Linked DNA regions of Homo sapiens: all the other regions are linked to region 3. Evidence: chromatin contacts called from ENCODE Hi-C or POLR2A ChIA-PET data. All regions are on one chromosome and are shown on one strand. Each heading gives the region's core, a stretch centred on a gene start or an enhancer-like site at or near the end of the contact. The rest is flanking DNA. Distances are from core to core; before and after follow the strand shown.

What was found. A loop is a pair of places that touch in the nucleus more often than their neighbours do. ChIA-PET counts read pairs that join two places held with the same protein, here RNA polymerase II (POLR2A). Pooled maps may share reads with other maps.
Region 1: a pooled map shows a loop between it and region 3 (2.6-fold over the local background). The contact joins two enhancer-like sites. A Hi-C loop is called at or near these places in 1 of 168 maps with a recorded cell type or tissue (endothelial cell of hepatic sinusoid), 1 of 37 single-sample maps with no recorded cell type and 3 of 50 pooled maps. POLR2A ChIA-PET finds 5 or more read pairs at or near these places in 3 of 52 experiments (AG04449, AG04450 and HEK293).
Region 2: a pooled map shows a loop between it and region 3 (8-fold over the local background). The contact joins the promoter of CHST12 here to the enhancer-like site in region 3. A Hi-C loop is called at or near these places in 3 of 37 single-sample maps with no recorded cell type and 4 of 50 pooled maps. POLR2A ChIA-PET finds 5 or more read pairs at or near these places in 2 of 52 experiments (K562 and MCF 10A).
Region 4: a loop to region 3 is called in a map with no recorded cell type, with 5 times the contacts of the local background. The contact joins two enhancer-like sites. A Hi-C loop is called at or near these places in 1 of 37 single-sample maps with no recorded cell type and 2 of 50 pooled maps. POLR2A ChIA-PET finds 5 or more read pairs at or near these places in 2 of 52 experiments (K562 and WTC11).

The regions. Positions count from the first base shown.
Region 1 is chr7:1,918,645-1,921,590 of GRCh38, reverse strand. The region is part of intron 17 of MAD1L1 (mitotic arrest deficient 1 like 1); the gene reads left to right. Among named protein-coding and RNA genes, the nearest start is that of MIR4655, 76 kb to the right of the region's middle. Within about 2 kb of position 1,335, at least 6 of the 41 ENCODE cell types and tissues checked have a DNase peak (open chromatin) inside an H3K27ac peak, as active enhancers do.
Region 2 is chr7:2,402,357-2,405,291 of GRCh38, reverse strand. It overlaps CHST12 (carbohydrate sulfotransferase 12), which reads right to left and starts at 1,681. Exons shown (of 2, transcript NM_018641.5): 1 at 1,619-1,681. RefSeq lists silencers at 1,385-1,554, 1,645-2,014 and an enhancer at 2,105-2,204.
Region 3 is chr7:2,165,428-2,168,524 of GRCh38, reverse strand. The region is part of intron 10 of MAD1L1 (mitotic arrest deficient 1 like 1); the gene reads left to right. Among named protein-coding and RNA genes, the nearest start is that of MAD1L1, 66 kb to the left of the region's middle. RefSeq lists enhancers at 1-243, 2,233-2,562 and a silencer at 2,198-2,408. Within about 2 kb of position 1,809, at least 5 of the 41 ENCODE cell types and tissues checked have a DNase peak (open chromatin) inside an H3K27ac peak, as active enhancers do.
Region 4 is chr7:1,960,420-1,963,350 of GRCh38, reverse strand. The region is part of intron 15 of MAD1L1 (mitotic arrest deficient 1 like 1); the gene reads left to right. Among named protein-coding and RNA genes, the nearest start is that of MIR4655, 120 kb to the right of the region's middle. RefSeq lists an enhancer at 851-2,050. Within about 2 kb of position 1,255, at least 3 of the 41 ENCODE cell types and tissues checked have a DNase peak (open chromatin) inside an H3K27ac peak, as active enhancers do.

The DNA of each region.
Region 1 (2,946 bases), core at 86-2,585, 250 kb after region 3:
TCCCAGCACTGAGGCTGAGGCGGGTGGATCACCTGAGGTCGGGAGTTCAAGACCAGCCTGGCCAACAAGGTGAAACCCTGTCTCTACTAAAAACACAAAACGCCAGGCGTGGCGGGAGGGTGTCTGTAGTCCCAGCTACAGGTACTATAGATGCTGAGGTGGGAGAATCGCCTGAACCTGGGGGATGGAGGTTGCAGTAAGCCAAAATCACACCATTGCACTCCAGCCTGGGCAACAGAGATAGACCCTGTCTCCAAAAAGAAAAAAAAAAAAAGAATTAGTCAAATTCAAAAAAAAGGTATCAAGGTTTTATTTTTTACTGAAATTACACTGAAGTTATAGGTTAATCTAGTGGAAGAATCTTTGGCTTTCCAGCGTCTGTGTCTGAGCAGGGAAGGGCGCCTCAGGGCCGCCTCCCTCACCGATACCACGTCTCAGACCCGCAGCGTGCCGGGGTTCCCTTTGCAGGCTCCGGTCCAGGCAGGAGTGTGTCATCTGGGCTGCCATCTGCTGGGCAGGGGTCCTGAGTCCCCACTGCTGGCTCCAGGCCGCCTCTCCGCCCTCTTCCCACCTCCCCACCCTCTCTTTGGGTTGCCTGTCTCGTCGTCTCCAGGGCTCAGAGCCGAGCTTTGCAGGAGGAGCAGGGAACATGAATCTGCACCCTTTTCTGTCTGGACCGGATGTCCCGTGAATCTTTTTTATTCAGTCAATGAAGATTAGGGTTTTTTGCTGTCGGTTTTTAAATGGATACACAGTGTTCGTGCATCGTTATGGGGTGTAGGTGATGTTGTCTTGCATGCCCAGAATGGGCAGTGGCCACACAGGGGTATTTGGGGTATCCGTCACCTCATGGACTGGTCATTTCTAAGTGTTGGGAAGACCTCCTGTCCTCTCTTCTCACTGTTTTAAAGTAGACAGCACATGTGGCTGACTGTAGTCCGCCCCCACTCGGCTGTGGAACGTGAGGTCTTACTCCTTCCATCTGGCTGTGCGTCTGTACCCACTGACCAGCCTCCGTTCATCCCCGCCCACCCCACACCTGCACCCTCCTTCTCCCCCAACTCCATGCGATGGGTTCCCCCCGCTCCCGTGGGTGAGAGCGTGCAGCGGGTCTTCCTGTTTTAACCACTTCCCTTGGTGCCTCTGAGGAATCGCTGGGTCCACAACACAGTGTGAGGCTGCCACGGCAGCCGAGTCTCCCCGACTTTCTCTGCCCCTGCTCCTCCCACACACTGTCGCTGCTCCATCTGCAGACAACACAGCCCCGGGCGAGCTTACTGGGCAGGGTTCTGCCGAAACACAGAACTCGTAGAATGTGTGTACACACGCACATGCACACGCACGCACGCACGCACACGGAGATGCTTGTTACAGGGAGTTGGCTCACGCAATGACAGGCAAGTCCCGAGAGCTGCAGGGTTGGGGGCAAGCCGGGGACCCAGGAGCACTCATGTACTGGGGAAGGACAGGGATGCTGGGCCCACACAGCCCCGGCTTCTGACTCTGGGGGTTGCTGTCTCCTAACGCTGCTGCAGCCCTGCTGTGCGCCCTCCTGGGGACCTCCGTGTCACTGGGGACCTCCGTGTCACTGGAGCTGTTGGCACTGGCCCTCTATAAGCGTTGGGTGGACTGGAGGAGGGGTGTGGGTAAGGCTGACTCCGCCCTGCCACCCCTGGGCACTTTGCAACTTCAGCTCCCTCCCCAGAGTCATCTGCAGTTTCTTTTTGTTGATCAAAGTTAAATTTCAGTTCCAAAGCAAAGTTGCTCCTGAGCTGATGGAGGAGGGGTTGCCACACACTGTCAGCTGTTTTGGACTTGGGCCATGGTCCCAGCTCTGCACCAGCAGCCATGTGACCTTGGGTTCAGCTCTCTCAGCTCTGACATGTGGCTCACTCCAATCACGGTCATTGTGGAGGGTGTGTTTATAGCAGAGGCACCGCTGGCCCATGATGTGTGCTCAGCATGATGGTGATGGCGACGATGGCGGCTGTGGCCTGAGCCCATTGGCCTCTGGGCCCGTGCAGGAGCCCATTTGGTAGAAGCTGAGCCAGGCTGGTGGGTAGAGAAACAAAAGTGGCTCCCAATGAGCCCATTCCCCAGTGCGGTCCTCCCTTTGTGTGGTAGGTCCCCAGCGAGGACGGCAGGCTTGGCTTTACAGTTCTGCCTTCAGTGCCAGCCACCTGGACCTCCTGCACCAGGTCAGGGAGAGAAGGCAGAGGAGACCTTGCAGGCTGCAGGTGTCCCTGGCTCCAACACACCGTGTGTCCATCTGAGGCCGGGGCAGCCGTGTTGGACGGCCTGGGAGCCTGAGGTCAGAAGGCTTGGATGGAGGTCCTGCTCCACGTCGTAACAGTTGGGGGTCTGGGTGGACCCTTTTCTCTCTGCATCTCAGCTTCCCCATTTGAGAAACGGGACCACCGGCCCAGGTCCTGGGGCAGTTGTGAGCGTCTGTCCCCGCACCAAGGGTGAGCGTGACAGGCGGACGATCTCTGCAGACTCCTGGGACTGAACGATAGGAGGAGGTCCCTGTCCTTGCTGGGGAGGGGCCGGATCACGGCGGCATGGGCCGGAGGGAACTGCCCTGCTGGCAAGAGCCGCCAGAGCCTGGGGTGACCCAGAGACAGGACGGGTGTTGGAAGGATCAGTGCCCCTGCCCTGCCACGTGCTCTCACCCTGTGCACTCATTGAGGCGCCCTGTAGAGAGGGGAGGGGAGGGGAGGGGGGCTGGGGCCAGGAGTAGCCACAGCACCAGTCGCCCTGGGGCCGGGAGCTGTGGTCTCCTCAGGTGGGCCCAAGTGCAGTCCAGGTGGGGCAGTGGCCTCAGAGCACAGTGGCTTTGCTGAAGGCTGGCTGGCACTCCAGTTAAACACCCTAGGCCCTTCTCTCCATGCTGTTCTTTGGTGTTGGTGTTGGGTAATAAAGGCCAGCACCATTAATTAGGTGTGT
Region 2 (2,935 bases), core at 432-2,931, 240 kb before region 3:
TGTATTTTTAGTAGAGATGGGGTTTCACCATGTTGGCCAGGCTGGTCTCGGACTCCTGACCTCAGGTGATCCGCCCGCCTCTGCCTCCCAAAGTGCTGGGATTACAGTCACGAGCCACCTCGCCCGGCCTTCCAGTCTTAGCTTCCAACCCAATCCTCAAACCCCACTTCATCAAGAACACGGCGACCCACCATCTCCCCCAAACATCACTTTCACTTCCACATCTCTGCATGCCCTTTGCCTCCAAACGCCCCAATTCATAGGTCCTCTCCACTGTGGAAAATGTCGGAAAATGTCGCCACATTCTGTTAACGCCTGCACCACAGTCTCAACTCCACACAGTTGTAGCCAGGCTGGCCGTGAGCTCCCAGGGCAAGGCCCACGCTATTACCGGCATCTACCCCAGCTTAGCATCTTGCACTCGATTGGAGGTTTGATAATAAAGCTGGAGTCAGCTGAGTGACAGCAGACAGTTACTGCTGGCCCCAAAGCGTCAGCCCAAAGTCCCATAAACTCCTTTGCAGGGAAATCAAACATCTATGCCATTCCAGGCAGGTGCTCTTTCAGATCTCAAGCGTTGCACCTTCGTGTAGCAATCTCCTCATTACCCCTGTTTTCTCTCCATCCTCACTCAGACACCAGCCCTGACTCCCAACACCAGATGCTCACGGTGAGGGGCTAACCCGGGTCCCCGCGTGGGGGTAAGTGGGGGACCCGCTGAGCTGTCCCCAACCACCCACAGCCGGGAACAGCACCGTAGGGCCTGGTGTCCTGGAAGATGTACTGCGTCCAGCACCGCGCCTGCAACTCACATTCCTATTCACCCCGGGGCTTCCGAGTCCCCACAGCCCCGCTTATGAACTAAATAATTTAATAATGCTGGAAACACTATGGCTTGTTGTGCTGCCTGCCAGACGGAGCCTCTGCCCGAGCCAAGGCTTTGCCGGCGGTGTCTCGGTGGCCGGGAGCCCGCAGAGGAGGTCTAAGTCCCACTGTTCCCGGACTAAATGCACGGTTTCCTCTCCCAGAGGGGCAGGGCTGCGGCTTCTGGAGTGAGAGGTCATTTAAGGGATACCCTGAGCGACCTGCCGGTGCTGCTGGCGTCTGCAGGCTCCAGGGCTGCGGTCGGCGGGGCCGGGGAGCCCCGTTCAGGTGACAGCAGGCACACGGGGGCCCTCGGGAGCTGGGGATCCTGGAACTCCAAGCCCGGGAATTGGTCCTACCCCTGCCGGGCGGCAGAGGCTGATGCCGGGCAGGGGGACTCCTGGGGGCCGGCGGGGCCGCTGCAGCCTCTGCTGTCGCTGAATCAGAACCACAGATTTCTCGTCCAGACCCCGAGGAGCCGCAGAACGCGCTGATCAGGGCCCCAGGGCTGGGTCCCCCTGGCCGAGGACGACGAGCGGGGCTCAGAGAGGGCGCGCGCAGGGCCAAGGTCACACTGCGCGCCGGCGCGGGAACTCGAACCCAGGCCCAAGCCGCGCCCGCCAGGCCAGGTTAAGGAGAGCCGACCCGCGCCCCTCAGCGCGGCCCGGGACCCCCGCCCGGGCCCTGGGAGCCCAGCACTGGCCGAGAGAGAGGGAGACCGCGCCCCGAGCCCGCCGCCCGCCGCGCCCCTCACCTCGCGACCCTCACCTCGCGCCCCTCACCTCGCGCCCGCAGCCGCCGCCGCCGCCCCGCGACTAGCGGACCCCCCAGAGGCAGCCCTCGCCGGCCCCGCCCCCGGCGCAGGAGCCCCTCCTACCGGTCGTCTTCTCGCGAGACGTCGCGGCCGCCGGAGGGGCCACGGAGGCCGAGGGGCGCCCGCCCTCAGCGCGCCTGCGCCCGGCCAGCCCGCCCGCCCCCGCCCTCGCGAGCCAGTGCCATGTGGCGCCGTATTTACGGCCAGAGATCGACTCCGCCCACCGGCCGCCACGAGCCACGCCCCTTTCTCAGCAGCCAATCCGCGGCGTTGACTCCGCCCCGGCGGACCGGGCGCGCGGCGGCTCGGGGACGCGCAGCTGTCTCGCCGTTCGACCCGGGAGCTCCACGTTGCAGCCAAACACGATCCCGTTAACCAACCTTTATGCAGTGCCTGTTGTCTATCCGACCCTTTCTCGAGCATCGGCTCATTGGCAAAGGATCGTGATGCTCACCGGCTGGGGCTTGAGACTCGCTGTGTGACCTTGGGCAAGTGACTTAACCTCTCTGAGGTTGTCGCCAATCCGTAAAATATAATAGGTTAGTGACCCTACCTTTCAGGGAGTATGTGAGACAAACGAGATGACACGGGTAAAGAGCTTAGCAAGATGCCTAATGCATAGTGAGCATGCAGTAATTGTTCTTGGCATCAATGTAGTTTTGTGTGTTTGTTTGTTTATTTTTTTAGAGACAGGATCTCACCGTGTCGTCCAGGATGGGGTGCAGCGGTGCAGTCACAGCTCACTGCAGCCTCGACCTCCTGGGTTCAAGCCATCCTCCCACCTCAGCCTCCCAAGTAGATGGAACTACAGACAGGTGCCACCACACCCGGCTAATTTTTAATTTTTAATAGAAACGGGGGTCTCACTATGTTGCCCAGGGTGGTCTTGAACCCCTAGACTCAAGCAATCCTCCTGCCTCAGCCTCCCAGAGCTCTGGGATTACAGGCGTGAGCCACCGCGCCAGGCCCAGTCATTTTTTTTTTAAATTATGGTAAAATATATAGAACATAAAATTTACCATCTTAACCTTTGTTGTTGTTGTTGTTGTTGTTGTTGTCGTTGTTGTTGTTGTTGAGACAGAGTCTCGCTCTGTCGCCCAGGCTGGAATACAGTGGCCCGATCTCGGCTCACTGCAAGCTCCGCCTCCCGGGTTCACGCCATTCTCCTGCCTCAGCCTCCCGGGTAGCTGGGACTTACAGGCGCCCGCCACCACGCCCGGCTAATTTTTTGTATTTTTAGTAGAGACGGGGTTTCAC
Region 3 (3,097 bases), core at 560-3,059:
GGCCAGGGACCAGCTGGGGCCACAGCCCAGGCCTGCAGGTGCATGGCTGTTGCCTTTCTAGAGTTCTGAGGCCTTTTCTCTCCCTTTATTGCTCAGCAAGTTCAAAGAACATCTCGCTAATGATGCACCTTTTTCTGAGTTTCTGTTCGTTAAAGTCCTTTGTTCCCACATTGCCTTTGATTGTTTCTCTAGAAGCCAGATTTACTTGATTTTCAATTCACTGTTCTTTTTTTTTCTTTTTTTAGACAGTCTCGCTCTGTCACCCAGGTTGGAGTGCAGTGGCACGATCTCGGCTCACTGCAACCTCTGCCTCCTGGGTTCAAGCCATTCTCCTGCCTCAGCCTCCCGAGTAGCTGGGACTACAGGCACCCACCACCACGCCTGGCTAATTTTTGTATTTTTAGTAGAGATGGGGTTTCGCCATGTTGGCCAGGCTGTTCTTGAACTCCTGACCTCAAGTGATCCACCCGCCTCGGCCTCCCAAAGTGCTGGGATTACAGGCGTGAGCCACCATGCCCGTCCAATTTACTGTTCTTTACTCTGCAATCTGCTGCCTCTTTGCCAAAATAAATCTTTGCAGGTAAGATAGGTGCGGTGGGGAGTGTGAAATTTATTACAGAATGGTTATTTTGCTTCTTAAAAAATTTTTGTTTTAAGAGGCAGAGTCTTGCCATGTTGCCCTGGCTGGTATCAAACTCCTGGCTTACACGATCCTCCTGCCTTGGCCTCCCAAAGTGCTGGGATTACAGGCATACACCATCATGCCTGGTCTAAAATATTGTGTTTTTTTTTTTAATTTTTTTAAGAGATGAGGTTGCCCAGGTTGGAGTGCAGTGATGTGATCATAGCTCACTACTGCCTCGAACTCCCGGGCTCAAGTGGTCCTCCCACCTCAGCCTCCTGAGTAGCTGGATTACAGGTGCCCACCACCATGCACGGCTAATTTTAATTATTATTATTATTATTATTATTTTTTGAGACGGAGTCTCGCTCTGTTGCCCAGGCTGGAGTGCAGTGGCGTGATCTCGGCTCACTGCAAGCTCCGCCTCCCGGGTTCACGCCATTCTCCTGCCTCAGCCTCCCGAGTAGCTGGGACTACAGGCGCCCGCCACCATGCCCGGCTAATTTTTTTTGTATTTTTAGTAGAGACGGGGTTTCACCGTGTTAGCCAGGATGGTCTCTATCTCCTGAGCTCGTGATCCGCCCGCCTCAGCCTCCCAAAGTGCTGGGATTACAGGCATGAGCTGCCGCGCCCGGCCTGCTAATCATGACTAAAGGTAGAACAGTCAGGAATGTCACCTGTTATCTCTGAAGTCATAGTCCCTTGGTTTTCCCTGACCTGCCTGCTACTGCGCCCACTTGCAGCAGCACCTCCGTTGCCCAGTGAAGCATGCTGCCCTGGTCTTACTGTTTCACCGGCACTCTCCTATCTGCGATGCCACTGTCCACAGCGGGGTTGCTTTAGGGTTTCGAGCTCACCTGGGGCCTTCCTGGGTTCTAGCCCCGTGAGCTACAGGCACTTCTTTGTAAAAGGGGATTCCACCAGTTAGGCAGATTCCGGTTCAGTCTCCAGCAGCCCGGGGCCCTTCCTGGAAGAGTGCTTTGTGAGCGGAGTGCGCCGCCCAGGTGTGTAGTGGTGCTTCTCAGGCCCATGGGCTGCCCTTCCCTGGGCCTCTTCTGTTTGAGGCCCTTGTCACTGGGTTCGCCTGGCATGATGATGGAGGCCCTGCAGCTCCCTGCCAGGCGTGGTTCCGCCCAGGTCATTCTCCCGGCCCAGCTGCTGTGGACAGTGGACACACGCTGTCACAGCCTCAGGCCGGCCGGGCCACGCCTCCCGGAAGCGGGCCTGCTTGTGTGTGGTTGCATCCCAAGCTCTCCACTTGCTGCCCCTGTTCTGAGCTTCTTGCCGAAGTTGTGTTTGGGGCCATTATCTAGCTTTCTTTTTGAACGTTTAAAGCATTCAAAAGATCAGCTTTTCCAAAGAGTGAGGAAACAGGGAGAGAAAATTATGGCATTTGTTTGAAAGGTTCTGAGGGCTTTTTTTTAGCTTGAACAGTTCAAACAGCGCCTCTTGTTAATCAGGAATGTTCTGGCATCCCTGGGGTGGTCACACGGGCTTAATTGGAACCCAGGCTGCTTTGAAGCCCTTGAGATCCTTCCTGAGCTGGGAGAAAGAGTGCGAGGGCAGCAACTGTAAAGCCGGCATTTCTTCATTTTATTTACATGTGTCTGGGGACCCTTGTAACTCATGTCCCTGCAGCAGTTGAGCCAAGTTGCTGACTTGTGGACAGCTCAGAGAGATGGGGGCCAGTTTCTGGCAAAAGAGCTGTAAAACATGGCCTGGGTCCAGGGCTGCGGCGGGATCCCCTCCTGGGAGGCGAGGTCTGGATGGACCACGTCACAGTCGTGGTGGCGTGGACTTTGCTGCTGGCGGCCTGTTCTTGTCAGAAGTTTCCACATGGGAGAACGTGTGGTTTTACTGAAGTCACTTAATGAGTGACCCTAATAGCTCTAAGACGTTCATCAGTATGGACCCCAGGACTTACTTCCTCTTTCGCAGAGCATGTGGACCCACAGTAACCACACTGGAGTTCCAGGCACAGGTGTACCCTGGGGGCCGGTCATTCTGCGTACACAGACCTGCCTTTGTCAGCGGGGCTGTGGGCAGCATGGGGTGGCCATCCAGCCATGGCCATGTTGCTCCAAGCCCCACCGTGGTCCTCAGGGGCACTCTGTCTCGCCCTGAGCCTCCAGCCACCTTGCCCGTCAGTCTTTCCCTGTACCTCTTGGGGATGGGGAGTCTGCCACCTAGCAAAGCACCCACTTGTCCCACCCCTTCCATTCTGTTGAGCTGAGACGCGTGTTTTGGTCGTTTCGTGCCGTGGACACCACCTTGGTTTAGTGAAACACGGCGCAGAGTCCCCTCTCCCCTGGACCACGTTTCCCCATTTCAGCTCCCTGCTGTGCACGGCTGCTTCTTCCCGCTCTGCAGAGGGTGGTCCTGGTGGCTGGAGTGCGGCAGGCAGCAGCATCCTCCCATGGTGGCTCGCATCCCAGAGTGTGACCGTGGGTTCATGCTGACGGCTCAGGCATCCCC
Region 4 (2,931 bases), core at 6-2,505, 200 kb after region 3:
GCGTTGGTCCTGGAGCATGTGGTCTCCCTCTTTTTGCTTCTTCCACGCAGCATGGCTGGTTGGGGGAGAGATCACTGTGCACACAGCTGTGTTGTCTTCACTGCTGAGTTGTGTTCTGTCGTATGGAGACACCAGTTTATACGTTCCCTTGCGATGGACATTTGGAGTTTTTCTGGTTTTTGGCTATTCTGAAACTGCTGGATATTATAAATAAAGTCCCATGTAGAAATCGACTTCGTTTTCTTTCAGGTAAACGCCTAGTGTGGAGTGGCTGGCGGTCACGTGTGTAACGTGTTCCGAGGTTGCCCGTCTTCCAGAGTAGTTGGTGTGCAGCTTCTCCTCACCAGCATGCAGCACAGTCTTTTTCCTTAGTCCCTCTTTTATTTTTTTAAATGTTTCTTTTACAGACAGGGTCTTGCTCTGTTGCCCAGGCTGGAGTGCAGTGGTGGGATCATAGCTGCCTGCAGCCTCTGACTCCTGGGCTCAAGTGATCCTCCCACCCCAGCCTCCTGAGTAGCTGGGACTACAGGTGTGCACCACCACACCCGGCTAGTTTTTTAAAGGTTTTCATTTAGGCTTTCTAATAGGTTGGCAGTCATGTCTCACTGTGGCCTTTTATTTTTTATTTCACAAATGACTAATGATGTTGAACATCTTTTCATTCAGCTCACTTGTCATCTGTAGATCTTCTTTGGTAAAGCACCTGTTTTTTTGTCCATTTTAAAATTTGATTATTTTTCTTACTGTTGAGTTTGGGAGAGCTCTTTATATGTTCTGGATACAAGGCCTTTATCAGATTATTTGCTTTCCAAATATTTTCTCCCAGTCTGTGTCTTGTCTTTTCGTTCTTTCATCAGGTATTTTGAAGAGAAGTTTTTTTATGATAAAGTCCAATTTTTCAATGTTTTCTGTTATATATGATCCTTTGGATATTAGTCCATTTTCATGCTGCTGATAAAGACATACCCGGACTGAGTAATTTATAAAGAAAAAGAGATTGAATGGACTCACAGTTCTACATGGCTGGGGAGGCCTCACAATCATGGCAGCAGGCAAAAGGCACATCTTACATGGTGGCAGACAAGAGAGAATGAGAGCCAAGCCAAAGGGGAAACCCCTTATAAAATCAGATCTTGTGAGACTTATTCACGACCACGAGAATGGTATGTGGGAAACCATCCCTGTGATTCATTATCTCCCACCGTGTCCTTCCCACAATAGATGAGAATGGTATGGGGGAAACCGCCCTATGATTCATTATCTCCCACCACATCACTCCCACAACACGTGAGAACGGTATGGGGGAAACCGCCCTGTGATTCATTATCTCCCACCACAGGCCTCCCACAACACACGAGAATGGTATGGGGGAAACCACCCTGTGATTCATTATCTCCCACCACGTCCCTGCCACAACACACGAGAATGGTATGGGGGAAACCGCCCTGTGATTCATTATCTCCCACCATGTCCCTCCCACAACACACGAGAATGGTATGGGGGAAACCGCCCTGTGATTCATTATATCCCACCATGTCCCTCCCACAACACACGAGAATGGTATGGGGGAAACTGCCCTCTGATTCATTATCTCCCACCATATCCCTCCCGCAACACATGGGGATTATGGGAGCTACAATTCAAGATGAGATTTGGGTGGGGACACAGCCAAACCCTATCAGGTATCATAGCTAAGAAATCTTTGGCTGTCCCAAATTTACAAGATTTTCTCCTGTATTTTCTTTTAATAACTTTGTAACTTTTGGTTCAGGATTGAGCAGGATTTTCATTTATTGTACAAGATTTTAATTCTTTATTTCCCCCAAGAACACCCAGTTGTTCCAGAACCATTTGTTGAAGAGTTTGTCCTTTCTACGCTGAATTGCCTTCATATATTTTTCAAAAATTGGTTGTGTTTGTGCTCCTATTTCTGGACTCTGTTTTGTTTGATCGGTCTGTCTGTCTTGCAGACCAGTACTGCACTGTTGTGATTACTACGGCTTTAACGTAGTTGGTGAAATTAGGTAGCCCCTCCTTTTTCATTGTCAATGTTGTTTTCTCTATTCTAGGTCCATTACATCTCCATATGAATTTTAGAATCAGCTTGCCAATTTGTACAAAGAAGCCTGTGGGATTTTGACTGAGGTTGCTGATTCTGTGGATTAATTTGGGGGAGAAGTGCGTTCCCAACACCCAGAGTCTCCCAGCCTGTGGACAAGGCCTCTCTCTCTCCCTGTGTGGAGGTTGCCCTGGAGCTCTCTTCACAGTGCTCGGAGCTTGTCACGTGCAGGTTTTTCTTGGCCTGTTCCGTTCCATCTCTGTGTATTTCATGGTGTTGGATGCTTTTGTCAGTAGTATTTTCCAGATGACTTTCTGGTGCTGATTGCTAGTTTAATTCCATGATGGTCCTATAACATAGTTAGAATTATGAAATTCCTAAATAGACTGAGCCTTCTTTTATGGTTTAGCATGAGGTCTTCTTGGTACATAGTTCAAGTGCTCCTGAAAAGACTGGGTCTCCTGCTCTTAAGAGTCGAAGCATTTATCCAGGTGAAATAGGTCAAGTTGGCTGATCATGTGGTCCTTGTCCTCCTGATTTTTTGCCCGTTGTTCTATCAGCTATTGAGAGAGGGATACTGAAGTCTCAGATTGTCATTGAGGACCCGTCTATTTCTCCCTGCATTTCTGGCTGGTTTTGCTTCATTTGTTTTGCAGCTCTTTTATTAGCACACACATGTTTAGGATTATTATTTTCCTTTGATTAATCAATCTCTTTATTATTATAAGTTACCTTCTTGGTAATAATATGTGCTCTGAAATTTACTATTTCTGGTATTAGTAGCGTCTCTGGCTTTCTCTTGCTGGTTTTCTTAGTGATGGCATGTTATGTCTTTTTGCATCTTTGTATTTAAAGTGCATTATTGTCAGCGG